Regions from separate parts of the Mus musculus genome. Here regions 1 and 3 are each linked to region 2. A link is a loop called in an ENCODE intact Hi-C map of the cell type or tissue named here. Cell type or tissue: left cerebral cortex. All regions are shown on one strand. Links, peaks and the distances in the headings refer to the core of each region. The heading gives the core; the rest is flanking DNA. Region 1 holds the start of Gm36905 (a long non-coding RNA gene). Region 2 holds the start of Slc5a3 (solute carrier family 5 (inositol transporters), member 3). Region 3 holds the start of Gm29880 (a long non-coding RNA gene).

Region 1 (10,850 bases), core at 1,445-9,444, 64 kb after region 2:
GGCTCACAACCACCTGTACAACTACAGAGTACTCACATACATAAAATAAATAAATCTTAAAAAAAAAAGGAAAGTCTTCTTCCAAGCACGAGTGTTTACAGAAGTTTTTATCAGTGTTCATAAGCAACACTTGGTCCTCCCAGATGTTGACAGCCTGAGATAGCGCATAGCGTGCTCAGGTTGCAGGTTTTGCAATGGTGGGTGGGGCCCCATCCTAGCTGCACTCTCCACCTGGCCCCAGCTTTTCTGTACTAGTGTCTGTGTGTGGACTTCTCCATTCCCCCAGCCTCCCTAGTCTTCCAGGACCAAATAGGGGTGGGGGAAGAAAGGGGAGGGGGCACATGGAACCCCAGCATGAGTAAAATCAGCAGCACTAATGTCCCAACCCTACCCAAGCTTCCACACTGCATTGGGCAAGTACTCCCCAAGACCACACACAGCTGGGTCAGGAAGGAGCAGTGGCTAGAGTCCCAATCGAGAGTCCACTCTCCCTCCCCCATCCTCCTCCTTCTGCAGGTAAGGTTAGGAGGCCCTATCCTATGAGGGTGATCACAGTTGCTCTTATGCAAGACAGCATGGTCATGCCATGCCCAGAACACACTACAACTGTAAATTAAACCTCTTTTTCTTCCTAAGTGGTCTGAGTCTGATACTTCAGCATGGTGGCAAAAAGCTGATACAGTATCCTGTCTTGCCGATACAGTATCCTGTCTTGCCGATACAGTATCCTGTCTTGCCGATACAGTATCCTGTCTTGCCGATACAGTATCCTGTCTTGCCGATACAGTATCCTGTCTTGCTGATACAGTATCCTGTCTTGGTTCAACAGTAACAGATTTATCATTGACCCATGGTCGAGGAAGCAGGTGAAGATCTCCCAGTTTACAGAGATCTGGGAAACTCAGACCTATCACCAAGGCCTGCACCCATTTCCTGCCCCAGTAGCCCCTCCCCAACCTACACCAAGAGGGATTCTGGAACAGCACCTTCAGTAATGTGTGTTAGAGTGCCCAGCCAGCTCCAACTCTCAAGAACCAGAGCTGAGCTTTCCCCAGCCTTCCCTGTGATGTGCACACCAGTTACAGTGTGAGAAACACTCTACCAGATGCCTACCGGTCCATAGAACCACCAGGAGATCTTTTGAGATGTTTATGGATGCCTTGGACCACGCCCATTCAGAGGACCCGGTTTCAATCATCTGGGATGGACGAAGCGGTGTTTACTGTTTCATTTTTTAAGGATTCAGACTGAAGTGATCCAAAAAAAAGTCTTTCTTTAAGCACCGTGAATCACTGGCTCAGGGAGATGAAGGACTTGGCCTACTGCAGTGTGCAAGCCTTGTTTAAACACGAGTTCTGGGGTGCTCCCAAGATTCTGCATTTCTAATGAGTTCTCAGGGGAGGTCAAGGTTGGACCTCAGACAATACCTGAAATAGCAGGTGCGATGGCTGCTAATTACATGCGTTGACCTGGGTGGGCTGCAGCGTGTCCAGATGTGCGGCCAAATACTGCTCTGGGTGGTTAGGGAGTGCAATTAGCCTTTACATTGGTGGGCTTTGAGCAAAGCTCACTACCTTTCATGATGGACCACATCCAAATAGTTGGAGGCCTTAAATTGGGAAAACAGAGTAACTTCTCATTACTGAGAGAGAGAGAGAGAGCGTTTTCTAGCAGACGGTGTTCAGAATTCTGTGTCATTGAGTCTTCTTGGTGCAACAGAAGATCAAATTCAAAGCGAAGTGTTGGCTCTTCCAGGATGGCTGGCTGTGCCGCCCTCTGCACTTTTCAGGCTTCAAGCAGCATAGACACACAGACTAACAGGTTTACGTTCCGTCTCTTTACAGGACAGTAACCAATGCAACAGGGTTGCTAAGTATGGCACTGCTGCTCCAGTTCCTGCTAAGTTGTATGGTTTATACAAACCACTACCCTCTCTGTCAGATTCCAGTAACCAAAGGGAAATCTGCAGACCCTAGATGAGCAGCTGGGCCTGTGGGGACGGTGAAGGTGGTGGCGAGGGAGGGGAGGGCGAGGGGGGGGGCACAGCTGGCTGGGGAGGGGGTAACCTTGGGCACCAGCATAAGGAGCTGCTTTGGAGAACAGAATAGAACCATCAGCTTGAGCTCCATTCCCTTTCCCGGTCAGCCCACAGAGACAAGAAACAGCATTCCTTCCCTTCAGAATTCTGCAGTAACGCCCCATACGACTGACTGGTGCAGCAGTAGAATTGAGGAATTCCAGAATCCCCATTGTAGTAGATCCTCGAAGAGCAAAAGAAGGTACTGAGTAGCTTCTGCAAGCTCTGCCCAGTTCTGGGGTTGGTGGGTGACACAGTGTATGTGCCTGCCCCTGCACATGCCCCGATTGCACCCTCAGTGTCATCTAAGGGTGGGTGCTTCATCCTCAAGAGGTCCTGGTTGCTGAGACTAAACAGACACACCCTGTTGAGATTCAACCCCTTTCTTCTGCTTGTTTAGTTGAGCCTGGCAATATAAAAGGAGATATGGAGCAGAAATAAAAGCATACACAAAATAATAATGAGACACAAAAAAGGTGAGATTCGAGGACCTGTGAAGAAAGCACACAGGGGGATTCTCAGCGACATATAGATAGTGATGAGGCACGGCTCGGTGGTAAAGAGCATGTACTGCCCTTGCAGAGGACCTGGGTTCGGATCCCAGCATCCACTTGGGGGGATCTGACACTCTCTTCTGGCCCCTGCCGGCAACTGCACGTATCACACACACACACACACACACACACACACACACACACACACACACTAATTTTTAAAAAAAGAATGGAAGTAGAAGTGCCAGCACCCAGGTAAGAGGAATCACAGAACAGACAGTAAATTTAAAAGGACATATAGAAATATATGAGGGACCTCCCTGGGATCATTTCCTCCAGTTAAAGGGAATAACAGAAAGGTTGTATAGACCAAAGAAGGGCGAGCAAACAGGAGGTGAGTGAAAGAGACGCGTGCAGCATCAAAGGGACTCCTACTACCTGGATCAAGAGATGACAAAGAGCCAAGTTGAGTCACTGGAAAGAGATTCACATCCCGGAGATAGTAAAGCAGTTAGACAGAGCCTGGATCCCAGGCTGAGGTTCATTCTGAGGCTTATTCATGAATTGTTTCAAGAGAACAAAACAAATATATCAGAAGAACAAAACAAATGTATCCTTTAGCCCTAACACAGAGTGAGTATCAGATATCTGCACTCCACAGTAGCCCCAGAAATAAAAGATTCTGACAAGAGTGGGGATGTGGACCCTGCCTTGGTCTCACAGGAAAGCCTTAAATACACTGGTGAAGACTTTGAAGAGACTTTGAATTTGACTGGGAGAGTTTAGTAAAGACAATTCTGGAAGAGTGATCAGATAGATATGCAGTTCCTAACGAGGAAGTCTGCCCCTCCCCTGCAGAGCAGGGGCAGAGGAGTGACAAGGAAGCAGCCAGTGTCTTTGGGGAGGCAGGCAAGCTTGTTGTGCCAAAAAAGGTCTTTGTTTTAAATCAGATTGGAAGGGGGAGAACACCATTGTAAAAAAAATAACTAGTTTTTGCAGGCGACCGGAGGGCTGAGAGGCAGGCAGCAGGCTTGGACATCATCACAAGTCGGTGACAGATGGCAACATGAGAAGGAGAACGGAAGATAGGGATGACTCAAAGAGAAAAACATCTTTGTGGCAATCTCTACAGGGTCTACAGCTTTGCCTGCTGTCTGCTGCTGATGCATTAGAGCTCCTGCAGAGAGGACCAATATCCAGGAGAGCGGATCACGTGGGAGCGGATGCTTGGAGTTCCGGAAGTACAGACAGATGTATGGAGTGGAAAAGTACCAGTGTTAAAGGTTGTGTCGATGCTTCCTTCTAAGTGGTTCCTATGCCGTCTGGTATGCTTCATCCATCTGGGGGGTGGGGAGGGGGCGGGGAGTGGGGGTTGGCGGAGGGGAGGGAGTAAGGCTGAGAGACATGAGCTGCATGGTCCAAGGGCTGCTCAGCAAAGACCCCAAGGAGGCAAAGAGTGCTGCCATCTCCAAATTTCTTCCACAGCATTCTTTTCTGTTTTTTGTGGGTTTTTTTGTTTTTGGGTTTGTTTTGGTCTGGCTTTTTTTTTTGTTTTTGTTTTTTGTTTTGTTTTTTTTTTTTTGATTTTTTTTGTTTGTTTGTTTTGGTTTTTGGTTTGTTTCTGTTCTGTTTTGTTTTGTTTTGAAGACTCATTACACCATGAAGTTCTATTTAGACCACCCCGACCTCAAATTCACATAGATCTGCCTGCCTATGCCTCCTGAGTGCTGGAGATCAAGACAGAAATTCTTTCTAAGCTTCAGCTCCCACACCCAACAGTAGCAGCGATCCTATCTGAGGAATTAACACAATCAGCTCTCCAGAGCCACACGGAGCCCAGAGCCAGGTCCTTTATCATTGAACAGAGTCCTTGGGAACACGAGTGAGAGCGAGCCAAGTCAGTGCTTCATGGGAGGAAAGCATCCAGGTCCCCTCTAGGAAACACTTTTGTGTTTCCACCGTGCACCTTGGTAAACAGAATATCCAGAGATGGCGCTAGGTAGAGCTGAAAACGTGCAGTTTTGAATCATTTCTTTAAGGAAATCTGCCAAATTCAAGACTAAGGCTATAAGATCCGAGAGACATTGTGGAGTTCCAAGTTCACTGATTACAACAGTAAACCAGGGCTACAGTGGCAGACATCTATAATGCCCATGAAATCCTTGGAAAATGGAATCGAGAATTGAGAGTTCAAGGTCATCTTTAGCTACATAGTGACTACCAAGGCCAGCCTGGGCTACATGAGAGTCTCTGTCTCTCTATGTGTCTCTGTCCCTGCCTGACTCCCTCTGTCCTTCTCTCTCTCTCTCCACCTCCACCTCCCTCTTCTGACTTCCCATCCTGGAGAAACAACTTAGCAGTTAAGAGCATGTTGTTCTTGTAGGACCCAGGTTCCTTTCCCAGGGCCCATATGGCAGCTCACAACCATCTGTAACTCCAACTCCAAGAAATGTGATACCCTCTTCTGGCCTCTGTGGGCACTGCATGCTCATGGTACACTCAAATACACACAGACAAAATACTCACAAGTATAAAATAAAAATAAATATTTTTTAAAATACATAACAGACAGACAGACAGACACACTGTTTTATCCTCCTCATCTGTCTCTTGGATCTCTCTGCTCCACCCCTTCAGCCCACCTGCGCATGGGGTCCAGGTTACCAATTTGGAAAGAGAATGGGATAGAACATGTTAAAGAAAGAGGCATGGCTGGAGCCCTGCGAGCAAATCCTTTCTGTTTCTCTTTCCTCCACAGAGACTAGAAGTAATATCTTTAAAAGAGCAACTGTTAATGATTTCCCTGCTCATTAAATTGATATTTAATCTGTTATTGTCAACCAGAATGGTTTGTAGACAGAGGCTCTCTGGTTTCTAGAGTCCTCACTGCCTTACAGTTCGTTTGCTTTTTAAAGTGTTTCATTTCGCTTCTACGAGTGGAGTTCAGGCTCTTGGCTTCATTGGCAAATCCAAAATCAATCCATTTAGAGGCCAGAACATTCTAGTCTAAGACTCCTGAAACCTGGCACATGATGGCCGTGCCCTGAAAGAGGCCTCATTGTTCAGCTAATGGGCATCCCTTGTGATGATCTGAAGGAACACACAGGGCTCATCAACCTCGAATGTACATTTTAGTGAGCTACATTCTGAACATGGCCCCTGTTGGAGCTCAGACTGGATTAAAGTCCAGCTCTTTTCAGTAATAACTCCCAGGGAACGCTCCCCATCAGTCCGTTCTCATCTCAGGGAACGCTCCCCATTGGCCTCCCTCACCTCAGGGACCCCTCCCCATTGGCCCTCCCTCGCCTCAGGGAACGCCCCCCCTCCATCAGCCCTCCCTCACCTACTCCTACCTGCATCTCCTGCTCTGGATGTCTTTTCTTCCCTTCTGGCCTGAGCTCTCCCCTCACGTTTCTTCTAGTGACCTTTCATTTGTCCTTCTTGGATAACGTCAACACCCCCTTCTCTGTAAGCCTTACACATCCCCTCTACCTGAGTATGTCCCTTCTCCCCCTGAGCCTGCCTGCCTCTAGGAGATTGGACACATGACCTACAGTGTCTGTGTCCACAGCCCAGACTCAACCCCTTCAGTGGAAGAGATGAGGCTTGGCTTTGTCTAGCTCAAGTCTCATAAACTGCCCGAGGTAACCAGCGAATATTGAGGCAATGAGATTAAGGAAGTAGTTCTCCACACATCCTGTGCTTTATCCGACCTTTCCATCTCTCCAAATGTTTGTTATTTTGGCCTAGAACGGCCTCAGAAATCACATGCTTCAATGATACCACGAGACAAGGGTTCATTATGTCCACTCTGTTCTGTTGGGTCCACTCCCCAGCCATATCTGAAAAATAGGAGCACAGTAGTCAAAGCGCACCTCTTCTGCCCGTCCGTCTCTCTGCATTTCCCAAAGGACAGCTCCCACCAGCTCTCCCCTCCTCCTGCTCCCACACCACCGAGATGTAACTAACTCAAGCACATCAACAGGGCCACACAAAACCCTTGGCTAGAAAATGGATCATTTGAGGAGCGTCCTGCCCCAAACAGATGAGATCCGGCCACCTGTGGGCTTCAGATGGTGTAACACCACGAAGAGGGCCGGAGGGAAATCTACCTTCTGTGAATTTCTATTCTTCACACTATCCTGGGTCCATCTGAAGTCTCTGTGTAAACGCATCAGCTTCAAGTTTATGTAAATCCTTCTCAATATGATATAATCCAAAATTGACCTCTGAGTTTTCTCTCCAGCCCCACATTTCACTCTTAAAAATCATGGCTGATAAGCAATTCCTTTCATCTATCCATCCCTACGTTTCCAAGAATTAGAACAAAGCAAAAATAGTCTTTGCCGTGAAAATCTGCCAAGGGTGTCCAACCTTTGTCTGATGGTTTCTGGAGTTCTATGGCCCCAGGGTCACTACAAACATCAATATCTCTCTAGGAAAGGCAGAGAAGTATTGTGGTCAGGGACCCTTCGGAAGAGCCTTGCCTGCTGACACCGCCCGCACTCTGGGGCGCCCTGAGCTGCATCCCACCCAGTAGCACGTACACAGCAATAAATCCCGGGGAAGGCTAGTCACCAGCTTGTAACTAGTAAAACAGGTAGCTGAGCTATCCCTAATCCCCACTCCGTCTCCCTGAAATCCCAGTAGGAACCCCAACTGTCACTTTGCCTGCCCCTTAGTTTCTTCTTCACGTGTGCTTCTGGGGCTTAGAGCTGGAAAGGACTTTGTGTTCACACAACAAGGCGTGGCCTTTATATTTATTCTGGATGCTGCAGAGACAGCACACTCGTGGAGAAGACAACAATTAGAAGCCTATGCTCGGAGCAGAGAAGCCTTTTAAAAGCACCTGGATTTGAGAATTCCATCAGGATACAGGTATCAAAAGCTGGCTTGATGTCTGTAGTACAAAGTTAGAAGCTGGAAGGTCAGTCTGGCCAGACCACATCTGGGCTGGGGGGCTGGGGGGGGGGAGCTCATGTATGGCTGCCATAACAGTGCTAGGAACTGTTCTGAAGAAAAAGGATAATGTATTTATTACTATTGATATTATTCTCTTGTTGTGTGAAGTGGGCTTGACATCGCAGGGTTGCGTATGAATAAACTGAGGCCCAGAAAGATCATGATTCCCAGCACTGCAAGCTGTCCTGACCCAAACCCAGTGTATGGTGCCCAAGTCCACTCTCTTACTCTTTTGCTCGTCTGAGCTCACGTCCAGCTCTGCTCTCTCCTCCCTCTCAGTGCAGAACAGGGACTTTGTGGATATCTTGGCTGCCCCACATCTATGCTCTGTGTTCTCAGGGTCCTTCTTATGGAGTGTACTGTAGGTGGCAAAGCACGGGTCTCACTGAAGCCAGGAAAGTGAGCTCGGCATTGCTTTCAGGCTCCCTTGTTACTGGGGCTCTGCTCTGATTTCGTTTCTGTTGCTGTGAGAAAGCACTCTGACCAGAAATACCACAGGGGAGAAGAGGGTATATTCTGTTTTGTTTTGTTTTGTTTTGTTTTTTCAATACAGGGTTTCTCTGTATAGCCCTGGCTGTCCTGGAACTCACTTTGTAGACCAGGCTGGCCTTGAACTCAGAAATCCGCCTGTGTGAAGAGCCGTGCAGCGAGCAATCAAGTGCGTGCCGCCAGTAATCCCTGTGGAGAGCCATGCCGCGAGCAATTGCCATTATAAGATGGCGCTGGCCTCCACTGTGCCTAACTAGTAAACAAGCCTTGTACGCAGGTGCGAGAGTGAACTCACTCCTAGTCACTCCTATTATCGGGACGTAATAGTGGGGTGACGGGCGAGCAACAAATCAGGAGCTGTCACGCCATATCAGGTTCTGAAACGTCACGCTGCGGGCTATAAAAGCAGCGCCATTTTCCCGGTTCGGGGTCTTCCTGAAGAAGTAAGCAATAAAGCTTTTGCCGCAGAAGATTCCGGTTTGTTGCGTCTTTCTTGCCGGTCGAGTGGGATGCAATACGCCTGCCTCTGCCTCCCAAGTGCTCGGATTAAAGGCGTCCGCCACCACCACCTGGCTGGGTTTATTCTTCTTGTTCCAGGTCAGAGTCCATTGTTGAGAAGTCAAGGCAGGAACTCAAGCTATTCACATCCCCACCCCAGTAAAGAAGAGAAAGAAGAGCTTACTTACCCATGCTGCCTGCCTGCATGTGTTCAGGGCCAGCCCGTGAAGTGGGGCCACCCACGTTCAGGGTGGGTCTTCCCACCTCAATTAACAGTCAAGACAGTCGCCTGCAGACAGGTTCACAAGTCAACTGTCTCTAGGCAGTTTCTCAATCAAGACTCTCTTTCCAGAGGGTTCTAAGTTAAAACTATGCAGCACAGGTTCTAACAAGCTAGCCAATCAGATGCGACATCCTGGAATCCAATAGCCAATCAGATGTGACATCCTGGAATCCAATAGCCAATCAGATGCGACATCCTGGAATCCAATAGCCAATCAGATGTGACATCCTGGAATCCAATAGCCAATCAGATGTGACATCCTGGAATCCAACCTGGGACCCACCCATGGTGAGAACTGGGCTCACAAAAGGTCACTACAGCTGAAGACACTGTGGCACCCACACTCAGAGACAGGGTGAGTGCCTAGAGTGGGTGGCTGATGGTCAGTTATCATCTCTGCAACAACAACAAAAAAAAGAGCTGGGATACACCAACAAATGTCGAGCATCTCAGTACCAAGAGTACTAGAGGCAGGCAGAGGCGAGCTGGCCACAGGCAGCCACGGTGGGATAGAGGGCAAGGATCACCTCTTTCGATGACTATCAGCTGGCTTGAGCCCCTCTAATAAAATACCACAGACTGGGTGGCATAGACAACAGAGACATATTCTTTTTTCAGTTCGGAGAGCCAGGAAGTTCAAGATCAGGGTGTGAACTGGCTTGTGTTCATTTACGACCTCTCTCCGTGGCTTGCTCTACCTGCTCAAGGTGTCTTCACAGGATCTTTCCTCTGTACACACATCACTGATGTCTCCTAATCTTCTCTTCTAAGAATGCCAATTGAGTTGGATCAGGGCCAGCTAAGCTGAATGATTTTAACTTAGCCACTTGTTTCCAAGCTCCTTGTCCAAGAATAGGTGCATACTGAGTTCCAAGAGTCAGCACTTCGATATATGATCAACCTGTGGAGGCACCGTGGGGGGTGCTGGGAATTGAACTTGGGTCCTCTAGAAAAACAACAAATGCTTAATCACTGAGCCATCTCTCTATCCCTAGAGATCAACCTGCAACAGAGCCAAATAAGTTCATTCGTGCCCGGCATATCAAACAGGCTCACGTTACTAAGATATTTACACTGCTACTTACTCTTTACACTAACACATATTTGAAAAGCTGAGTCAGCACCTGGGGGAGGGGGGGAGCACATAGATCTATAGACAAAACTCGGTATATAGCCTGGCTAAGCCCCTGCTGGACCAGGAGGCCCCAGACCTGTTCACTTGGCCAAGATGTTGATTCTAACACCAAACTAGCACCAAACCAGCTCCAGGGAAACAGAGGCTCAGACAAGGGTAAGGTGTGTTCTCTGAGCTCTGTCTTAGTTGTGGTTTTACTGCTGTGAAGAGACAGCAAGACCAAGGCAAGTCTTATAAAGGACAATATTTAATTGGGGCTGGCTTACAGGTTCAGAGGTTCAGTCCATTATCATCATGGCGGGAAGCATGGCAGCATCCAGGCAGGCCTGGTGCTGGAGAAGGAGCTGAGAGATCTACATCTTGATCTGAAGGCAGCCAGGAGGAGACGGATTCTTCCACACTGGGCAGAGCTTGAGCATTAGGGTCCCTCAAAGCCTAAGGGGGTGAGAACCCTCTAAACTCAAGGACAGTAGCTGGACTATGAGTTCATCTAGGTTTTGAATAGATGACGTAACACTGGTTACAGTGAGCGAGACACAGATGAAAATCTATTGCACCCATTCTCCGTGGAACTGCGCAGCTCTGGAAAACCCTGGTCTCCACCCTGTGCACACATCTGCCTACCCACACTTGTTGCTGCACTCCTCACAATACCCTAGATGTGGGCCCAACAACAAATCACTGGGTAAAAGAAACAGGGTTCACTTACACAATGGAACACTATTCAGCCAGAAATATAATGGAGTCCCACCATTTTGGACATCACGGATTAACCTGAAAGGCACTTTGTATTTAACTAAGGTAAGTCAGACTCAGAAAGACAAACACCAAGGCCCAGGTTCAATATCCAGTAAGAGAGAGAGAGAGAGAGAGAGAGAGAGAGAGAGAGAGAGAGAGAGAGAGAGAGAAGTA
Region 2 (10,850 bases), core at 1,779-9,778:
CCAGTGTGGAATTGTACCAGAGACCATCACGATGCCACAACTCACTATCCTCTGTCAAGAGTCTGCTCTAACTCACCAAGCATTCACTATCAACTACCATCAACTATCATGAACCCAATGTACACGGTACTATTTCCTTATGAAAATTCATCTCAGATTTGTTAAAATATCTCAAGAACTTGCACTCCAATAAATTATGAGTACTAACTATTCTCAGTGAATAGTTCTTCTCAGCATCCGAAGAAACCGCTGAAAGAACTTCAAGAATCTAAGAATGTTCATCTAAGGCAGAAAGCGTATGACTGAGACCTCAATAACACAAAGTTTTCAGTCTGAGGCAACAGAAACAGAAGTTACAAAGCACTAACATGTGATTCTGGGAACCACAATCCATTAAGTTTTGAACAATACTGCGCTGGCAATGCCAAGGTGTTATCTAAGAACCTACAAGAAGCAGAGGGAAAAGCCAGTGTGGGGGCTTGACTCACAAACCACACCTCACCTGTGTGTCAAATGTGAAAAACTGCAAAGAGGGAAGGATCCCAGTAGGAAAGTCAGAAAACAGCACAAGTCATGAAAAGCTAAAAGAAATGTTGAGCCTGGACAGTGTCCATCCTGTGAAGTACTAGATGATAAAGCAAAAAGGGTCATACAACCTTACTTTTCTCATTTCCACAGAGCCACAAATATAGCTCATTTTTCTCAACCATGAAATGTAAAACTGTTTCTCAGGACATGGTGGAGAAAAGGTGAGTGGCAGGCGAGCCAGTGTGCAGACTCTACTTCAGAGCAATGGAAGAATAGGAGGGAACCAGCTGAACCAGCTGACTGCCCAAAAGTTTTCCTTTTATGCAAATTAATAACCTACCAGGCATTTATTTGATTAGTTCCTTAAATTTGATTTCCCTAGACAAAGATAATTACATGTTTTACAACAAATCTGATGGTTTAACAAAATGGCCTCAAATGAAATATTAAAAGGAGATACCCCTGGGCTGGAGAAATGGCTCAGTGGTAAAGAACACTGACTGCTCTTTCATAAGTCCTGAGTTCAATTCCCAGCAACCACATGGTGGCTCACAACCATCTGTGATGGGATCTGGTGCCCTCTGCTGATGTGTCTGAAGACAGCTACAGTGTGCTCATAAACATTGATACTACTTTTTTTAAAAGGAGATACCCTTTTCTTTTGAATATATAAACTCATGAGAATATTAAACAAATTCTAGTGCAAAGCCAGTGACTCAGTCAACTAGAAAGCCCTCCTATTAAATCAACTGCCGCTGGCTTTTACACATCAAAACCAGACATATGCATCCTCCTCTCTCCTCTCATCCCTGCACCCCCAGCCAGCCAGACTTCTGTGTCCCAAAACTCATCTACTAAATATGACAAGCAATAGCACATCATGGAAAGTATTACTTTACAGGTCAGCTCTCAGTGCTGTTGACTATTTTAAGGTGATTTTACACAGAAAAGATCGAGTAGAAATTTCCATGTAAATCCGGCCTAGGCTTTAACTCTACAGCAGACGTTAGTAATGCGGCATGAGTGCAGCTGGGGTAGAGTGGGGTCTCTCACAGCAGTGTCAGATCTACAAACCATGTTGACAGGAAGGACTCCTTACCCCACGCCATCCTTGTTCCTTAGCTGCAGCTCAGGGGCAGGCACAAGACTCCTTCTATCACCTTCCGCTGTAGTGAGCTGTAACCCAAGAGGACTTTAATGCCAAATCAAAGTACAAAATTGTTCACAAAGCTCTTTTAAGTGTGCAGCTTCAAGCAGAGCACGAAGAGCGATCATCAAAGATACAAGCTAAGCTATAATGGTCGGGCCCAAAAAACCAAGAAAATGACTGATGGGATCACCTGACAGCTGGACACTTCCACCTGAACTTCTACATCAACTAACAACAGAAATCTCACCATGTCGTACTTATCAAAGGTTGTCAAGCAGCCCCATCTGGGAGCTCTGAAAAGCTATCCATTCTAGTATTACTTCAAGAATTTCTTGGACACAGCTCTAGAACATCTCAAAACACAGCCAGGTTGTGTTATCAAAGAGGCCAGGGTGAAAGAAAGCATATGAAACTCTTCAGCAGCCAGGTTTTAGAAACATCAGTGCCTTCTGCATCCTACAATTATCAACAATCTTCTGTAGCTAACTTCACAGTATACCATAAAAGACTTAACCTGCAAACCACTTCAGTGACCTACTGTAAACTATACTCTGCTTTTTACTAAAATTAAAAATGGAGAGTACAGAACAAAGCTTAAGGTTTAATGAGCGAGCTTTGTCCTTTACCCCCCTGGAGCACTGCTGCTGCTCTCTGCCAACAGGTTCTTAGGCATTCCAGGCAGGGAAGGCACTGTATTCCTCATCTCCGTGGCTCCACTACCAAGTGCTGTGACCGCGGACATGTACCACCACGCCCTGCGTGCGATTCCTAGTTTTAAAAATCCCTACATACAAAGGGACATACAAATGCTATCTTACTGTACATTCAGCCATTTAGTAATTAAACTAGGTGCTATTTAAACCATTCACACACAACGATTCTTGAGTAATAATGACATGATTTCAAGAAATATTTCCTCGGGGCTGTCACAAATCTACCCCATCAGTGACCAATCATCTGACCAAAAGGGTCAGGCCTAACAAAGGTCTGAACTATGTAACCAAAGAATATTTACATACTGCACAGATTCTTCTTCTACACCCACTTCAAGTATTAAAAAACAAAACCTATGAAGTCCTTTAGGGCTGGGTGTGGCTTTATCCATTGGAACCCAGAGCTCTTTCACGAAGGGAGAAACTGCAGAGTGACGTCCAGGAGCTCGAGAGAAGCAGGGCATCAAGTATTCCCAGGCTCACCAGCCTCCCTCAACCACCTCAAAGTCCTCCCGAGCGAGCGAGCGAGCGAGCGAGCGAGCAGGCGGAGGTGGAGAGCAGCCTGCGCTCACTGCCCCACAGGCAATCCTTGGGAGAAGACGCTGCTGGCATCTGCAGCTTGGTGTTCCCTCTGCAGCTCTGCCCTTCCTGTTTTCTCTCCTGAAGCCATTAGAAGCCTGGATAGGAGCTTCCAGTGTCAGCCAGTGTCAGCAGCTCTCCTAGTAAGGCACCTAAGGCTGTTGGTCCTAAGCAACTACCTTTCCCATGGCTTGTCAGCACCCCCAGAGCCCAACTCACATCCGCCGTGCCATTCTACCATACTCCTCAAGTTTTTATCCTGGTTTTTATGCCAGAGAATACAAAATTACAACTTTGAAATAGCATTAAAATCAAAGTGCACAATCTTGAGGACTGTGGTCTGCACCTGTAAACACACAAACCTCGAAATGCATCAAAAACAAGGGCTCGTGAGAATCAAGCCAACTGCAGACTGAGGAGACAGCCCTAGAATTTTTACAACGTCTATCCTGAGGTCTCAGCCTGAGAACTCTCACAGGCAATCTGCTACAAAGGCACTCACTATGCTATGTCAACATGCATCTTTACATTTAAACTCTAAAAGCTCAATTGAAGTAAGTCAAGCCTGAAGTCAAGGACAGTAAAATAAAGTAAGAGTCACAATAGGGAAGACAAACTAAGACTGCTTTGTAGGCATAGGAGAAACAAGAGTACAATGCTGGGTGGGAGACAGGGTCTCTAGGAGACTGCAGTCAGTCTCTCAACTCCCTTTTCTGCTTCAGCGCCTGCTTACTCCCAGCCCTGGAACACAAGGCTCTTGGAGGAGAGGAAGGAGGGAGAATGCCGTCACATGGAAGGGTGCACTATCAGGCATCCAACATGCATCTCAGAACTCTGTTTAGAAAGCCTTCCCGCTACAAAAGCTAACTGTCCTAGGTGGGAGCTGTGGCTTCCTAAACACCTGCTCTAGGTGTTCAAACCACTGTGCCATTTTCTTTTAAAACAAAGTGCATTTTCCTTTACACCCACAAGTACATACCCTGTAAGAATTCAGTTTTCTAAAGCTGAAAGCAAAAAAAAAAAAAAAAGTCTAGTCTCTGCACATCTTTACTTGTTTACAACCTTCTCAAAGTCAGAACGAAAAACCGAGGGTTGTCATTTTATCTAGTTTCTTTGGGTCTGTAAGGATCTTCACACATCTTCCACACTATGTTTAAGCACCTCTCTTCCGTCTTCACTCTTCTCTAAGGTGCTTTGAACCTACCCTCAGGCCAAGATTTTGAGCAGGTTACACCCGACTTTTGAATCAGAGTGAACACATATTCACATCATGGTAAAATACATTTAGCCAGTGTACTGGGCAGCCATGCTAAGCAAGAGTCTCTCATTCAAAGGAGTGCAAAGGGTCACTGCTACCTCACACCTTGAGGGAATGAATCTTGGTGGTCACATTTTTTCAGTTTCTAACATTACCTAAAAAGTATAAAGGGAGGCTTAAGTAATTTCCATTTAATCAGAAACAGTCCCTTTTTAATACTTTCTCGACCCTGACCCCTCTGTTGTTCCTATTCTTTTAACTCTGTAAAACCCAATGAGGAAGGAAGGTAGATAAAGTATTACCCAGAGGTGAGACAATGTTCTCCCGGAGCCAGGGAGTCAGTAAGCTTGGGGGCACAAACTTCAGGACCATCAGGTGGCTCTGGTGTCCTTTCCAAGCCAACCCTGTACAAGGCACACCGAACAATCTCCTCCTGCTGCCTGACTGTTAGCTGTTCACCAGAGCCTAGCCCGTGACCCCTGGCTTAAGTTGATTCAAACTGAAGCCACTACTTGAAATTGACCCAAAGCCTACATGCCCAGGGCTAGAAGAAAGCTGCTTCCAAACGCTCAAAAAAAGGACAACGGTTGCTTTTGTTTTCTTTTAAACTGTACCTGCTAGGGAAGGAGAGTGCGTGAAAGCACACTACATTACCGAATTCTCTCAGAAGAATGGGGATTTCAGCGACGACTGACTGACTCAGAACATAGCTGCCTCCGCCGGCCGCCGACCCCAGTCCGTGACCCGGCTGCTGGTGGTTTATCATCCCTCCAAACCTGAAAGTCCCTACCTCCAGATCAATCAAAAGCTGGGGGAAGGCATGTCTTCGGAAACACAAGCAAGGCCACAACTTGGATGAATAAAACTGGGCTAAGGGCACCCGGAGCAGGATTTCCGCTGGAGTCAGAAAAAGAAAGGTCAAAAGATTTTTTTTTTCTTTTTGGTGTGATAGCGGTGACAAGTGCGTGGGTACACAGCCGGCACTGGCGGGCTTTGGAGGAAGGCTGTAACTGATCGCGGACGCTGAGGGCAGGCGATCGGGACCAGCGGCCGGCGGGGACGACGAGCAGCTTCTCGACGCGTGGGCGCAGAGCGGGGCTGGCCTGGGTTCTCGCGCGTGTGTCCTCCCGCAGTCCTTCCATCGGACTCCGGAGAGCCGGGGTCCGAGGCCCGCCCCGCCCCCTGCTCGGCACACCCCCTCCCGCGACCGCGCACACGCGCGGGCATACACACCCCCCGCCTCCCGCGCGCACGCGGCCGCGCCGAGCGCCTGACCCACGCGCCACCCCCCCACTTTGCGCCCGCGACCACCCGCGCACCGCGCGAGAGGACCCGGTGTCCAGCAGGCAGGACACGCGGGACTGGGAGGCCTAGAGGCGGCGGGGCGCGCCCGCGCGGGAACTCGGTCTGAGGGAAGGTCACTTACCCGCCGCATGGCTTTCAGAATCAAAGCCAACTCGTAGCGGGGCATCGCCCAGGTTGGCGGCGCCGAGTCCAGGAGAGCCGGGGTCGCGAGGGCGGGGACGCGGGGCGCAGAGGAAGACGAGAGAGGAACACGGCCGGTCAGCTCCCGGACGGCGAAAGCACCGTGCGACCCCGCGAGGCCGGGTTTAAAGGCTCCGGCAGCTGCGCAGACGGCTCGCCCCGCCCACCGAGAGCCCCGCCCACCCGGCACCGCCCCGCCCCTCTCCCGGAGGGCGCCTTGCACTTGCACCTCAACGGCTTCCTGCTTGCCCTCCCGGGCCGTGTCTGTGTCCCCCGAGCCTGCGGAGCGTGGACACGGTCTCGAGCAGCCCGTCGGAGGCCGTCTCCTCGCTCGGCACGCACCCGCTCCCCGCCGCCTCCGCGCCTACCAACCTTGGGCTCTGGAACCCGGTGGAACTTTCCAGGCCTCCCCGCCCACCCTCCCTTCCCGGGTGCTAGGCGAGCGAGTGCGCGTGCGCCGCGGTGCGGTGCGGTGCGATGCGGTCTGGCTGCTGTGTGCCCCTCGCCCGCGTCTCCAGGGAGGAAGGCGGGGTGCTAAGGAGTGACTGCTGCACCAAGCCGCAAAGAAACAAGCCTGGAACCGAAGGGCTATGTAGGCATTTGCTGTGTGTGCCTAGCCTGACCCAGAAGCAGGTTAATGCTTCGACTCTCGCCAGTTATTCTTTAAATATTATCCTTGCTTTTCTGGTAAAGGAAACTATGGATTCCCTGAAACACAGGAGTAAGGAGGGGCTTCGTAGAGGGTCCCAGGTCCAGCACTCCACAGCGCGCGCGCACACACACACACCCATACACGCACATATAGAGCTAACTCGGGACTCCCCTCCTTCTGCCCCTGCTCCTGTTTCTTAGCTCTGGAAGGCACTAATTCCGCTGCAATGGTTGTCTTCTGCTCCCACCTTACTCCAACTAAAAGGGTCTTTAAGTGAAATGTTCTTGTAACTTTAAAGTGCTCTAATAATAATTTACTAATAATTTACTGAGGGCTTACTGTCTGTAGCAGGCACGACACTGAGGCTGTTTGTTCTCACTTTAGCTCTGTGAAGCAAATCGTACTACTCGCCCTATTTTAGGTATTAGCAAACAGAAAAATGCAAGGATAATTTAATTAGTCCAAGGTCAAACACAAACGCGTGGAAAGAAAATTTTGTGTCCAGAATGTCTGAAGAATAGTTTCACTGCCTACACTTATGAACCTCACCCCGTCCCCCATCTTACAGGCCAAGATGTTGGTCTTACTCAGTGGCGTTGGACGTCTTTGTAAAGCACACATGGAGACTATCTTTGTCACCTCCTCCACAGACCAATCTCCACAGAAGATTATGGTTTTGAATACAACCTAGGATACCTGGTTTTTTTAACATTTTCATTAACATTTCAAGGTTTGTCCTGTGCCCTTCAACACAAACTACAAAACCACCTACTTAGCATCAGCCACACACCTGGTTGGTTGGATTGTTTTGTTTTGGTTGTTGTTGGGGGTCTTTTTAGTTTGTTTGTTTTGGTTGGTTGGTTGTTTTTTGTTTTTAAGCAGCATGCTACCAAAAAAAAAAAAAAAAAAAAAAAAAAAAAAAAAAAAAAAAAGACACAGAAGGAAGAAAGAATTTCTGGACATTGAGACGAGAATTCCAGATCTGTGTGACATCCCACTTAAACTGTCCTTCCTGTGGCCCAGTTTAGGAATGTGAAGATAAGAGTCTCACGTGGTTGAGCCAAGCCAAACACCAAGCAACACCCTGAGGTGACCAGCCTGGACTGCCTCCCGTTGGAAGCACCACAGCTTTTCCCTGATACCCAGGGACCAGTGAAGTCCTAGTTCTCTAGACAAATGGGGTGAGGAAATTAGCCTGACTGAACAATGCCTCAGGGCAGACAGCACCCCACAACCCTCCCAAGCTGTTGGCCACCCACAGACTCATCCCATTTCTTAACGTGGAAAAGAAATCAGCTATCCTAAGTCCCCCGCCCCTTTCAGAGTTTTAAATAAGTGGCTATGGCTTTGTTAATTTTATTGTTAAAATTAATGCTGATGCAAATTGAAATTTATCAAAAATAATTTTAAACTATTTATACTGTTGGGTAAGCATGTAGAATCATAAGCCATTTCTATAGTATTTAATTTATTGATCTTTAAAAAATATCTTTTAGGATCTTGGGAAAAAAGATCTAATACGGTAGATACGTAAGATTTTATTGGCCAGAGGTTTTGGCTAATTTTCAAGTAAAGCTTTCTGAGGAGTCATAGGAAGAGAGAGTAAAGGCAAAAGTTGAAATCCAAGGTGCTCTGGTCAGTTCATCCCCTTGCCATCTCATCTTCTACTACTGTATAAGGAGAGATTTGACCTTGAGCTTTTCACCATAATTCTCAAGATAGCTGACTATCGTCATCATCACCATCACCATCATCACCATCATCACCAGACCTAACATTCTGCCATTCATTGTGAGCCAGGAAGTGCTTTTCATGTATTAATATTCATTTCTGCCCAGGCCGTCACTACCACATGTCTCCAACAGTACCCAGACCTGCTCTACCCCTTTGTCTGTGTCTGCCCAGGCCGTCACTACAGGGTCTCCTCACCTGTCCAGGAGCAGTTTCCCAGGATCCTGGCTGCCATCTTTTTTTTTTTTAATATTTATTTATTTATTTATTTATTTATTTATTTATTATATGTAAGTACACTGTAGCTGTCTTCAGACACTCCAAAAGAGGGCATCAGATTTCGTTACGGATCGTTGTGAGCCACCATGTGGTTTCTGGGATTTGAACTCAGGACCTTTGGAAGAGCAGTGGGCACTCTTAACCGCTAAGCCATCTCACCAGCCCAACCCCCCCACCCCCGGCTGCCATCTTGATGGTCTCTTCCCAGTCCCTTTCCCCTCCCTGTCCCTGAATGTGGCTGTTCTCCAACAGAGGCAGCCAATGTCCTATGATTAAAGGACAATGGTAACTAGGATTAAAGGCATGAGGGGGCCATATCCTGAGTTCCTGTAATTCAAGTGCATTAGAATTTGGCTGGTATATTAGTCAGGGTTCTCTAGAGTCACAGAACTTATGGGTAGTCTCTATATAGTAAAGGAATTTGTTGATGACTTACAGTCTGCAGTCCAACTCCCAAAAATGGTCAGCAGCAACTGTGAATGGAAGTCCAAGGATCTAGCAGTTGCTCAGTCCCACAGGGCAAGCAGGTGAAGGAGAGGGAGAGTAAATCTTCCTTCTTCCAACGTCCTTATGTAGGTCTCCAGCAGAAGGTGTGGCCCAGATTAAAGGTGTGTGCCACCAAACCTTTAATCCCAGATGACCTTGAACTCAGAGATCTCCCTGTCTTAATCTTCTGGAACTCATAGCCACTGTGCCTCAAGATCTCCATACCAAGATCCAGGTCAGAAACTTGTATCTCTCAGCCTCCAGATTAGGATCACAGGTGAGCCTCCCAATTCTGGATTGTAGTTCATTCCAGATATAGTCAAGCTGACAACCAGGAATAGCCACTACAGCTGGGAAGGACTTTGAGTTGCTCTTCCCTGCCAGGAGCACAGTCCACTGTGGCACTGCAGGTGGGTGGTGGAAAGTGTATAAAACAAGTGAGTGTCCTATCCATAGATAATCTGTTAGGGAAACAAGATAAATTATCTCGAATCATAAAGGCCTGGGCTGGCACAAAGATACCTTTGCTTACTAGCATGTTCTTACCTTCCCTCGGAGGATTGCTCCAACGGGTGAAGGATCCTCCTGTGGTCTAAAGAGCAAGTTCTGAATGTTGCTGGGAAGAGGTAAGCCATATATAAGTAACTCTGCTTGTGACCTCAGTGTGTTCACAAACACAGCACCTATACAACTCCTTATAACTGCAGTTTCAGGGGATCTCAAGCCCTGCATGCCTGCCCTGGGTGCCTGCCCTGTGTGCCTGCCTTGTGTACCTGCCCTGCATGCCTGCCCTGTGTGCCTGCCCTGCATGCCTGCCCTGTGTACCTGCCCTGCATGCCTGCCCTGTGTACCTGCCCTTCATGCCTGCCCTGTGTGCCTGCCCTGTATGCCTGCCTTGTGTACCTGCCCTGCATGCCTGCCCTGTACCTTCCCTGTGTACCTGTCCTGCATGCCTGCCCTGTGTGCCTGCCCTATATGCCTGCCCTGTGTGCCTGCCCTGTGTGCCTGCCCTGTGTACCTGTCCTGTATACCTGCCCTGTGTGCCTGCCCTGTGTGCCTGCCCTGTGTACCTGCCCTGTATACCTGCCCTGTGTGCCTGCCCTGTATGCCTGCCCTGTGTACCTGCCCTATATGCCTGCCCTGTGTGCCTGCCCTGCGTGCCTGCCCTGTGTGCCTGCCCTTCATGCCTGCCCTGTGCCTGCCCTGCATGCCTGCCCTGTACCTTCCCTGTGTGCCTGCCCTTCATCCCTGCCCTGTGTGCCTGCCCTGTGTGCCTGCCCTGTACCTTCCCTGTGTACCTGTCCTGTATGCCTGCCCTGTGTGCCTGCCCTGTGCCTGCCCTGTGTGCCTGCCCTGTGTACCTGTCCTGTATACCTGCCCTGTGTGCCTGCTCTGTGTGTCTGCCCTGTGCCTGCCCTGCATGCCTGCCCTGTGTGCCTGCCCTTCATGCCTGCCCTGTACCTGCCCTTCATTCCTGCCCTGCATGTCTGCCCCGTGTGCCTGCCCTGTGTGTGGCTCAATGTGCATTTGTGTTTGTCAGTCAATGGGCCAATTTAGGCTACAGCATTTCATACTTACTTTGCTTTTAACTGTTTTACCCGTGACCCCTCTAGTCATTCCTAAACCACTACATGCAGCCGTCACGCACTCTCCACTACCCTCCCCTTTTAGCCATGCCCACTTAACTGGGATTCTTTCTTCTCAGTAAACACAGACTAGTCATTACCTGCCTAGATGAATGTGCATACGCTCTCAGTGGGTATTTGGTGAGCTCTTTAAACATCTTCTCCTTTTTCTGCCAATTTCCAAGTTGCTTTAAATTCTTTGATTAAGTACATTTTGAGGGAGAGCAGCCTCAAACTGTTGACTCTGCAACAACAAATAAAGAGAATACAAGGTCTTCAAAGTATAACCTCCCTAACCTCACCCTCTTCTGTTACAAAAAGAAAAGGTTGGGGCTGGAGAGATGGTTCAATCAATGGTCAAGAG
Region 3 (10,850 bases), core at 879-8,878, 150 kb before region 2:
TGAAGGTTGCAGGTGCCAGGAACACAGTCAGCAGTAAATCTGCTTCCCGCCTCTCCTTGTTACACCAAGCTCATCTTCAATCCTTCCACAGAACCATACCACCTCCACCGGCAGAGGAGGCAAGCCTGCAAACGCTCTTCTCTGCTAATAGTGAAGGGTCATGTTGTCATCTCTCAAGATTGTCCATCCCACAGCCTCAGTCCTTCCAAACTACCAAAGGTGTTTTGTGTTCCTAGATAACTCCGGGACAGCGACAGACCCAAGACCATTGGATTGTCTCTTCTGAAGGCTTTGTGCTCTGACAGATAGTGCCTTTCCAGCAAGCAAAGACTGGGGCAGGGCACCATGTTTAAACTCCAAAATAAAGCCTATCTTAGGTGTACCCTGGTTCTGAGGGGGATTCTTCTGAGTGCTCTGTGTCCCCCATATTTCTCAAAGGACATTTCGATAGAGTGATTCCTTGATCAGAGACATCAGCCTGTGCCTTGCTGAATGTGTGTCTCTGCTGAGACTCTTATGTCTATGCCCACAGAGTGGTGACTGACTAAAACGTCCCCTTTTAAATGTCCAAGAACTGTCTTATGGGGTCGTCACCTGTAGAGAACCACCATCAGGGCTCTAAGGCTGCTGTCTTCGGTCTCAGCTGTGTGGATGTCTCAGACAGTTATCAGGGAACAGCTCATTGCCAGCCCTATGAACTGGAAACTGTGCCGCCCCCCTTCTCTCTGCCCCAGGGGAGGCCGTGGCTCCCTGTGGCTCCCCTAGACTGTTTGGCAAAGCCCATAGCTTTCTCCTGCAGGCTTCTTGGTGGCCTTATCCTGTCTGTCTCTGGGGTTGGCTGATATTCTCAGGTGGCCAGAGAGTGGCCAGCTGTTTGCAAACTTGCCCACCTCCTATGAACCTCCTCATAAGCTCTTGCCGCTTACCCCATGCCAAAGCTCTTTGATGGTATGGACATGGGGTCTTCCATATTAGCACCCAGAAAAGCCTATCATGATAAAAAAAATCGACAAAAGGTTTTTTTGTCTCTGGGGAGGTGGGTGCTTTGATTCAGCAAGGCAGACAGCAGTCACAACTAATGTTGCTGGCAGCTCAGCCTTTGTAACAGACACTATGGTCGCATACTGTAGTTGCCAGTCCAGTGTTAGAATGAACACAGGCACACATCTGTACTGACATTTGGCAAGATCCCATATTCTACACTCCTCCGTGTCAAAAGAACCTGTATCTACCTACCACAAAATGGAGGGTTTGTCCTTAGGAAGCCCAAGGATGCTCCCAGGGCCAGCCCGTGATCTGCACTTACACAGGCAGAAATACTCTGCTCTTACAACCGCAGGTGATCCCAGGTGGGGAGAGGAATGAAGTCGCAGAGCGCATTCCGGAGGGCTTGTGCAAGCCAGTGCATGCCAAGTTCAAAGTCAGCTAGAAGCAAGGAGTGGCGTCAGGGCCCAGCAGGGTGATCCTTGCCCTTGGCTGGACAAATGGACCATGGTTAGCGGTCTCCAGGCCAACACATTGGTATCATTTATCCTAATGAAATCTGCTCTGAAGGGGGCCTGGGGTCTGGCTGGGATGCATTTGTGAAAAGCTTTGGGAAGCCAAGCAGCTTATAGCCAACATGTCTCCTCTTTCTCCTCCTCCTCCTCCTCCTCTTCTTCCTCCTCCTCCTCCTCTTCCTACTCCTCCTCCTCTTCCTACTCCTCCTCCTTCTCCTCCTTTCCCCCTCCTCCTCCTCCTCTTTTTTTTTTTTTGTCATTTTTATGCACATTACTACTACTGCCTCTAGCCAGGTCTTCTCTGCCAAGAGAAGGAAAAGAACAAGAAAATGTATTGGTTTTGTGTTTTGCTTTTAACAATTCTAAACTGACTAGAACTATAAACTGTAAAGAATACAGACAATGTCGGAGGGAAGAGGAGACCTGGCTTCCATAGTAGAGAGACCTCACGAAGGAGAGCTTCTGACACTCTGAGGTGAACTGTGGTGGGGTACGGGTGAGATGGGAAGGGGCCCGCTGGGCCAAGTCCAAATTTCAAACCAGGAGTGGGGAAGAATGTTGGAAGCAGCAGTGGATGGGAGTTTGGATCAGGTTGCTACTTTTATTCATTTCTTCTTGACCTAGGGTCTGCTTTTGTGGTTCACTCTACCCTCAAACGTGTAATCTTCCAGCCTCGGCTTCTGAGTGGGCCAGAACTTTAGGCCTGTCTCAGCACATGGCTCACTTGATACTTAGTGATGTTCTTGAAGCTCACATCCGTGCTCTCTGAGGAGCAACACGGAGAGGTTTGCATCAGCATTTCAAGGTTCAGAGCTTCCTCTAAAACCACTTCTCACCAGACCCTTCAGTCCTCAGAATCTCAGAACTTCATTCTACTGTTTGCTGGTCAATATTGCTCACCCATCTTACTTCTGTGCATTGGTGACACTCTGGGACAACCTGGCTGCCTTGGATCTGCCTCGCCATCTCAGAACCTATGTTCTGAAGCTGGAGAGATGGCTCAGTAGTTAAGCACACTTGCTGCTCTTGCAAGAGAGCCCAGGCTTTATTTCCAACACAGTGGCTCACAACTCCAGTGTGATGGTAACCCCAGTTCAAGGGGCTTTGATGGCCTCTTCTAGCCTTTGAAGGTACCAGGTACACGTGCAGTAAATATAGGTATATGTTGGCAAACATTCACAGACATAATTTTTTAATTAAAAAATACTTTCTCTGATCCATAGTCAACCTACCCCTCAGATGCGTCACCAGCCTACCCGACATTCTGCAGCTGCCCACAGTGAAAGCTGCCTCTCCACTGTGCCAAGGCTAGACCACACCCATTATCAGGATCCTTGAAGGTGCCATTGCCTGGGCCAGGAAAGAATGAACAGAAGAGAACCTGGAATAAGGCTTTGGGGGAGAACTGCTTTGCTTTCATGAATGGTAAGCACAAAGGGCAAGCGTGTCTAAGTGGCTGTAACAGTGAGACACTTAGAACTTGAGCCTACAGCTCGTAAGCTTGGGCTGGGACTGACTCCATTTTGAGAGACAGTGAACAAAGTTAAACCTTGAGTCCACAGCGGTTCTCTGTGTAAACGGTTTAAGTTCCCATTACATTAATTACTTTTTCTGTCACCATAAACAAGATGCCCAAGAGAACAAACAGCTCAAAGGAACAAGCATGTATTTGGGCTCACGGTTCCGGGAATTTGGTTTTGCTGGGTCCTTCAGGCTTAAACAGAACATCATATCAGTGCCAGCCTGTCGCAGAGAACTGCTTACTTCATGGTGTACACGAAGCAGAGAGAAGGGAAAAGAAGGGTCAAATGTAAGATGCCACCAAGGACTCATACCCAGTGGGGGCTTCCTCCATCCAAAATAGTCCCCACCCTCTGGCGACCATGCTTTGAACTCCTTTGCGGAGATACTCATATTTAAACCCTGTGGGAACCATGGTTTTAACTCCCTTGGGGAGACCCTCCACAGTTAAACCGTAACACCCACCTACCACACGGTCACCTCTCATCTCTGTACTAGGTAACATGTCCCATGAACAGGCACACCATTCCTCAATCACCTCTCCTTACCAACCTAGTTCCCATAAGCAACCGCTCTCCTGTATCTTCCGCCATCTTTTACCAACTGTAATCGTAATCTGCAGTCTACAAACATGTCCAAATTCCCTTATCTTTAGAAATGACAAATTAGCTAACCGAGAAAAGAGAAGCAGGGGGAGACTTCACTTCTGACGCCGGCTTTCCCCCCAGCCACTGCTTTCCTTTCATGATCCTGGCTTTCCCTAGAGGGAAAGAAGTTTGCCTGGAAGAGGAATACATTTACTTCCTCATTTCCCATCAGTTGCTCTTGCCAAGGTCACGGATAATCTCAGAGCCTCAGAACCCAGAGGCTTTGCTTCAGCGCCAACGTCATCAGCCATCTCTCCATCCTGATGCTTGCTGAGACCCTCTGCCCCTCGTCTCCACGGCTCCTCTTCTCTGCTTCTCATTATTTATTTTTGATCTTCCCTCCTTGGCCGTCCTTGAGAACGCTTAACCGCCACACTAGAAATTCCCAGCGTGTAAGCCTTAGGCCGCATCTCGTCTCCCATGCATGAACCCACCTCCCAGGAGATGCTGTCACGGAGTCATAATTTAATCCTATTATCTTCAGAAAACACCTTCTACATGATTTCACTTCTTTCCATTTCTGTGACTCATTTTATGCTCTAGAATATGATCTATCTTGATGAATATTCCATCTACCAACAAAGGGAATGAATATCCTGTGGTCGTAAAGTGTGGCACGTCTGTGATATCACAGCGTTGATATATTGTTCAGTCTGCTGTGTGCTTATTGATTTTTCTCTATCAATTATGAAGGCAGGAGATGCTGACGTGGTGAACTGTAATTACAAATGTCTCCCTTTGTCTTGCCAGTGGCTACTTCTTGTTTGTCTTCAGCTTGGCTACTGATGAATATACACCTGAAATGGCTTATCTCCTTTCTAAATTGAAAATGACATCATTTCATGTATGTACGACATGTGAAATGTATCTTTATGTGTGGAAGTATTACTTCTTTAAATCTACCCCAGGGCTAATGAAATGGTTCAGTGGGTAAAGTGCTTGCTACCAAGCTTGATGGTCTTACATTTAACACACCCCTCTTGTCCATCCTCTTCCACTACAAGCTGAGAAGTATCAGCTGACCAAGCAGATCGGAAGTTATCACAGTTGGTCATCACTGTTAACCTTGGTCTTATCAGGTTAGCCAAGGCTGGGTTCTGTAACATCATCTCTCGGACTTTGCTGACACTTTTGAAGAATTCATAGGATTTTATTCCAGCCCCTTGACATCTCTGAAAGGTCTTCAAGGTAAACAGTTGAAACGATTCAATTCCAATGCTTTGAACTCGAGCAAAGATAAACAGAGCTGAAGAATGCACATCAAATTCTAGGCAGACATAGAATCGTTCCTAAATGGAATTGTCAGATTATAAATATCACACATTTGGATTTCAGTTAGCACCGAGAGGCACACCCTCAATGAAGACAGATGAGAGAGTGAACTGGGGAGTTATGGGGTAGGAGCCAGGATCCCTGGGAAACATGCTTCATATCCTTTCCCTCTTGCTTTCTCCCCAGGAGCAGATTAACACACAGGGAGAAGTTGAGTATCTGTCTGGCACAGTACAGAGAGAAGTTTGAAGGTACAGATGCTTGCTGAGAAAATCTCACACACCTCCCTTTCATTAAAGAGTAATACTTCTCGTTAGTCGTTACCATATTCTTTCTTTTGTCTGTTTTAGACAGTGTACTTCTGGGTAAAAACTTGTGTGATCCTGAAGAGCCATATTCCTATCTGACAGACAGCTTCTTCGCGGTCTTGGACTGGCATCTGCACATGGTAATTGTGTGGGCTTTATCTGGGTTCTCTTTGGACAGGAGAGGGCAGAGTTTGTCCAGCTGAAGTGTGGGCAGGATGAGCGTTTGTGCGTTGAGACAGTGGCCCGGGGTGTTGTCAGGATCCACTGCTCTGGTCTGTCTCCAATTCTATCCAACACCCTAATTCCCCTTAGGAACTTCCTCTAATCATGGGATGGTGGAAAGAAAATTCCAGCAACCCAACGGCATCTTGAGCACAAAACTGGACAGTCGGTGTAATCTCTCGTGATCAAAGGGTCTGGTGATTGGAGACATGAGGACTAGCTACTTCACCTGTGAGACTCTTCCTGACACTAACTTGTCTTGTCTTTGTATGTGTGATGTTCATGTGTCGTGTGTGGTATCTGGTGTGTGTCTGGTATGCGTATGTGATGTGTATGGTATGTGGCGGTGTGTGATGTGTATGTGATGTGTGTGAGGTGTGTATGTGTGTGTGATGTGTACGTGCACTCATGCATCGAGTGTTCAATTATGTACAGGTGCATCTGTGTGTGCACAGGTGTGCACTGACATTGCACATGCAAGTAGAGACCAAAGGACAGGCATGGTCTCACTCCTTGGGTAGCATCCATATTTTTAAGGATGTCGAAAACATTTATTAAAATTATACAAATAATCCTTCTCAAAGCAAAATCTAATGTATCTGGCATTCCTTGAAAACAGCATCTATAACTTCTACACATTTGTCCTAAATATTAAACAGTTATGAGGACAGCATGTATAGAAGAGACCCACCAGAGGAAGGCCCAGGGCAGTGGTCTCAACAAGCTGCTTATTAATGGCAATATTGATATGACAATAGTGATATGTATATACAAACATTGAATATCATTTTCATAACTATCATTTCATTGAGTTGTGACGGTTCATGGAGATTTATAACATCTACTAATAATTCCAATTTTAAAAATAAAAAAATACAGATACAAAAGAGTTCTATTAACTGGGGAACACAGAATTGAAAATAAGTTTGACTTACAGTAAACTTCACAAGAGAGCGCTTTACTTCCTGGGTGACGTGCTCGGATCACTGAAGGGATTCACAACATCTTCATTCAGTGTTTGCCATTCCACACATTTTCAACAGGGCCTTTTAGTGACCTGGCACTCTAGGATTTGGCTAGGGTGGCTGGCCAGTGAGTCCCAGATACCTGCACATGCAGACCAGCATACCTGTACTCTATGACCTGGGTTCATGCGAAGAGATGCGTGCCTTCATGCTTGCAAGACCAGGCCTCTAACCCCTGAGCATCTCCCCAGCCCTTAAGGAGGACAGGTGTTTACTCTGTGCTCTTCCTCCTCCAAACCCTACAGGCCTAAAAATGTAGTAAACTGACCCACCAAACCTGTGAATTAAACAAGACATGGTGTCATGGGCAGGGTCCTGGGATGGAAGTGAGTGTTAGGACAAATCTGAGGCCATCTGCATGAAGCATGGCTTCAATTCAACATGACACAATTACATTACAGTGTCTGCCTGCCGGCTCGCTCAAATGTGCCATTGCTGTAAATGGCAGTAAGACGGGAAGGGTGTGTGTGTGTGTGTGTGTGTGTTTCTGTGTGTTTTTGTGTGTCTGTATTTCTGTGTGTGTATATGTGTCTGTGTGTGTATCTCTGTGTGCGTATATGTGTGGGTATATGTGTCTCTGTGTGTGTATATGTGTCTGTGTGTGTGTGTATCTCTCTGTGTGTATATGTGTGTGTGTATCTCTCTATGTGTATATGTATGTGTGTGTATATGTGTCTGTCTGTGTGTTTCTGTATATGTGTCTGTTTCTGTGTGTTTTTGTGTGCCTGTGTGTCTGTGTATGTCTCTGTGTGTGTCTGTGTGTGTATGTATCTGTGTGTGTATGTGTATGTATATGTGTTTGTATGTATCTCTCTGTGTGTATGTCTATTTCTGTGTGTTTTTGTGTGTCTCTGTGTGTGTGTGTGTCTGTCTTTCTGTGTGTATGTGTATATGCAGGATGTGCTGGATTCCTTTCTTCTGCTCTGATCAAACGCTGACCAAAGGTAACTTAGAGGAAGAAAGGGTTTATTTGGCTTACAATTCCAGGTCACCATCCACCATCAAGGAAAGTCAAGGCAGGAACCCAGGCAGGAACTTGAAGGCAAGCCTGGCTTCTCTTCCACACAGCATCACCTACAACCAAGGAACTCACTTCATAAGCAAATAAGTGCAGCAGGAACCATGGGGGATGCTACTTAATGGCCGACGCACGGGCTTATGCTGAGCTAGTTCTTCTATAGTGTACACCCCTCATAGGGTTGGTACTGCCCACAGTGGGCAGGGCCCTCCTAAATTAGTTGTTGTCCTTGATTAATAATCAAGACAAACCCCCTATAGACATGCCCACAGCCCAGCCTGACCTAGACAATCTCTCAATTGAGGTTTTCCTCTCAGATAATTCCAGGCTATGTCAAGCTAGCAGCTGACAGCTAGGCTCACAGCTCACAAATCTCAAACTGTGCTAAATAAAAAGGGTATGTCTTAGAACCCTGACTCAACAGAGCCAGTTCTTTCAGTGTTTCCACTGTTCACTCCCTGCCGTGGGGAGTGGGAAGGTGGCCTGAGTCCTGTCGTGCTGTGTAGTGGCCAATCCACTGCCAGGCAGTCTGACAAGACCAGCTAGCTTCAGGTCCAGAGAGAGACCCTGCCTCAGAAACTAACAGGAGGACCAGCTGAGGAAAGGCATTCCAAAGTCAACCTCTGTGCACACATGCACTTGCGGCTGAGCACACCAGCGTGAACACACACACTTTTAAAGCACGTGAGAGGGTCAGTCGCCCACCCTTCACTTCCCTCTCGGTAGTCATGGGCTTCTGAACCCAGTTCAAGTATTTTTCAAGAAGACAAAGACTTCTCCAGAGAAGACCAGTTCCTTCTGCTGCATGTTAATGCTCAGACACTCCAGCCCCTGCCCTGGCCATTGGGAGCCACGGGATACAATAGCTTCCTTTGTGCGTCTCTCCTAATCTGCAAAACAGATGCAGCTTGGACAGTCTCCATTAGGCCGTCCTCAGGACACACGAGGCCCGACCACTCTGGCACATGGTACTGCATTCCCAGTGGGCAGTATCCCCATAAATCAGACAACTGATTCCAACTCTAAAATGTGTGGCAAAGGGGTTCTGGCGGAAAGAGCCAATGTTGTTCACTTGTGACTTTTTGTCTAATCATTGAATTCCCATAAAATCCACATGGTATGAAGCAAGATGGGCTATAATAAAAAGATGGTTCTGAATGTGATTTCTTAACTGTGCTGGGCACGTCTCCTGTCTGTGTCCTGTAGAGAGTCTGAAGGCAAGAACAGAAAAGAGTGATAAGTTCTTTCTTGTGCTCACCAATCCCAGAGAGAAAGAAAGCCAAGCAAAGTAGAACATCCAAACACAGGCTTCGATGAGCTCGGGCCTCCCAGCTCTCAGCCTGCCTTGGTCCCCTCTGAGAGCACCGTGAGCTGGAGAGCTTCCCCTGACAGCTTCCTACCATCCCAGGTGGCATGTGATGGTGGACCCTCAGATGCTCCATGTCACAGTGCCTCAGCACACCTGAAGCTCTGCCACATCTCTTGTCTTTTGGAAAGCATCCCAGGCTCCCTTCTCCCCCCCACCCCCCCGCCCCTGTGTTTCTGGATGCCTGGACTTGACCATCAGCAGGACAACTGGAAATTGAAACAATGGCCGCTTGAGCCTTGTCCCACATGTGGGCTGTGAGTGTAGTGAGGTCAGGGCCTGTTTCATTTCTGTTGCTGTGATCAATACTCTGACAAAAGGCAACATGGGGATAGGGAAAGGGTTTATTTAGCTTACAGTTTCACACTACAGTTCATCATTTGGGGGGAGTCAAGGCAGGGACTCAAGCAGCTAGCCACACCACATCCAGTCAAGAAAGAATAAATGCATCCTTGCTTACTTGATCTCTCTCTCTCTTTCTCTCTCTCCCTTTCTCTCACTCCCCCCTGTGTGTGTGTGTGTGTGTGTGTGTGTGTGTGTTTAGCTAGTTTTCTCCTCTCTTATACTAGTCAGAACCCCTGAATAGGGAATGATGCTGCCCATAAGGGGATCACGAATAATTTTCTCTCCTGATATACTTTGTCTTTCATTCTTTTTGGTAGGATGTTTCCTGTTGTGGTAAATTTTGTCTGGGGGCTTCTAGGCTACCTTCGATCATTCAGTTCCCAAATAAAAAACACAAAACCTTTATGTTTATAATAAGTCTTAAAGCACTAGAGCTGGGCAGATATCTACCCTCTAAGCTATTTTGTATACTTCCCTGTCAAAATCCTGAGATATCATTTGCTGTGTTCTGGCTGGGTGGCTCCTACTCCAACAGGCTGTCCCTCACAGCCATGGGCTCACATCCATGTTACCCCATGGGGACTTCTTTCTTTGTGTCTTTTCTCTCTTCATGGTCTTTGCCTGAGACTTCAAGCCTGGGAACTTCCCTCTGTCCCCTCTTTTTCTGCCCACCTCAGGATGTAGGAATTAACCAATTGGGCATAACTTGGGGTGGGTGGGCAAGGTTTACATGGCAAAAGCTAGTGACTTCCTCTTGGAGCAATCAAATCTTGGGGTACAGAATTTAGCATTTGAATATGAAGCAGCTCCAGACCAAGCCACTACAGTTTCTTAGAACAAACATATTTTCTTTTTAATAGTGTAAAACTCACTAAAGTTCCTCTTTCTGGAATATGATTTTGGTACTGAGTCTAGGGACTTGTTATCAAGCCCTGGGTCCCCAGGACTTTATCTTCTTTTCCCGAAAGCTTTAGGTTCTAAATCTAAGTGCAGCGTCCATTTCCAGCTGGACTTTCTATGCTGTGATGCTAAGGGAGAGATTTGCGGCTTAAGGGAGGATATGGGAAAGGCTGTCTTCCTTCCCCATGACTTGGTGGTTAAGAGAGCTTCCTGCTCTTGCAGAGGACCCCAGTTTCGTCCCCAGAACCCACATCAGATGACTTACAATCACCTCTATCTCCAGGGGATCTGTGCTGGTTTTAATGCCAATTTTACATTTTAAAAAATCATCTGAGAGGACAGAACCTCAATTAAGAAAAGCCTCCATAAGATCAGGCTGCACGCAAGCCTGCAGGGCATTTTCTTCATTAATGATTGATGGGAGAGGACCCAGCCCATTGTGAGTTGAGCCATGCCTGAGCTGGTGGCCCTGGACTCTATGAGCAACCCACGAGGAGCAAGCCAATAAGCAGCACACCCCCGTGGCCTATGCATCAGCTCCAGCCCCCAGGTTCCTGTCCTGTTTGAGTGCCTGCTCTCATATCCTTTGATCATGGACTGGGATGCGGAAGTGTAATATGAAATAAACCTCTTTCTCTGCACATAGTTTATGGTCATGTTGTTCTATCATAGAAATAGAAACTCTGACGAAGACAGGGTCTAACTCTCTCTCCTTGTGTTCTCAGCA

Evidence for each region. Peaks named below come from ENCODE experiments on the same cell type or tissue, not always from the same donor. Only the 100,000 strongest peaks of a DNase experiment are listed, where the experiment ranks them.
Region 1: it touches region 2 in a loop (2.2-fold over the local background); 1 of 42 quality-filtered maps calls a loop at or near these places.
Region 3: a loop joins it to region 2, with 2.8 times the contacts of the local background. A loop is called at or near these places in 1 of 42 quality-filtered maps.

Annotation. Positions count from the first base shown.
Region 1 is chr16:91,988,611-91,999,460 of GRCm38, reverse strand. Gm36905 (a long non-coding RNA gene) reads left to right here and starts at 2,152. Exons shown (of 4, transcript XR_001782007.1): 1 at 2,152-2,279; 2 at 3,704-3,896; 3 at 7,350-7,449; 4 at 8,087-8,266. In left cerebral cortex, for the core only: a CTCF peak has its summit at 5,035 (motif pointing left); a DNase peak (open chromatin) is centred at 3,700; H3K4me3 peaks cover 548 bases; H3K27ac peaks cover 633 bases.
Region 2 is chr16:92,053,285-92,064,134 of GRCm38, reverse strand. It overlaps Slc5a3 (solute carrier family 5 (inositol transporters), member 3), which reads right to left and starts at 5,813. Exons shown (of 2, transcript NM_017391.3): 1 at 5,655-5,813. Mrps6 (mitochondrial ribosomal protein S6) reads right to left here and starts at 5,799. Exons shown (of 3, transcript NM_080456.1): 1 at 5,655-5,799. The coding sequence starts at 5,699. In left cerebral cortex, for the core only: a CTCF peak has its summit at 5,837; DNase peaks (open chromatin) are centred at 5,259, 5,930, 6,143, 6,930 and 1 more place; H3K4me3 peaks cover 3,716 bases; H3K27ac peaks cover 1,816 bases.
Region 3 is chr16:92,198,380-92,209,229 of GRCm38, reverse strand. Gm29880 (a long non-coding RNA gene) reads left to right here and starts at 1,781. Exons shown (of 7, transcript XR_876256.2): 1 at 1,781-1,974; 2 at 2,723-2,924; 3 at 4,747-4,855; 4 at 5,126-5,190; 5 at 5,290-5,387; 6 at 5,560-5,700; 7 at 7,482-8,670. In left cerebral cortex, for the core only: a CTCF peak has its summit at 5,402 (motif pointing right); a DNase peak (open chromatin) is centred at 8,386.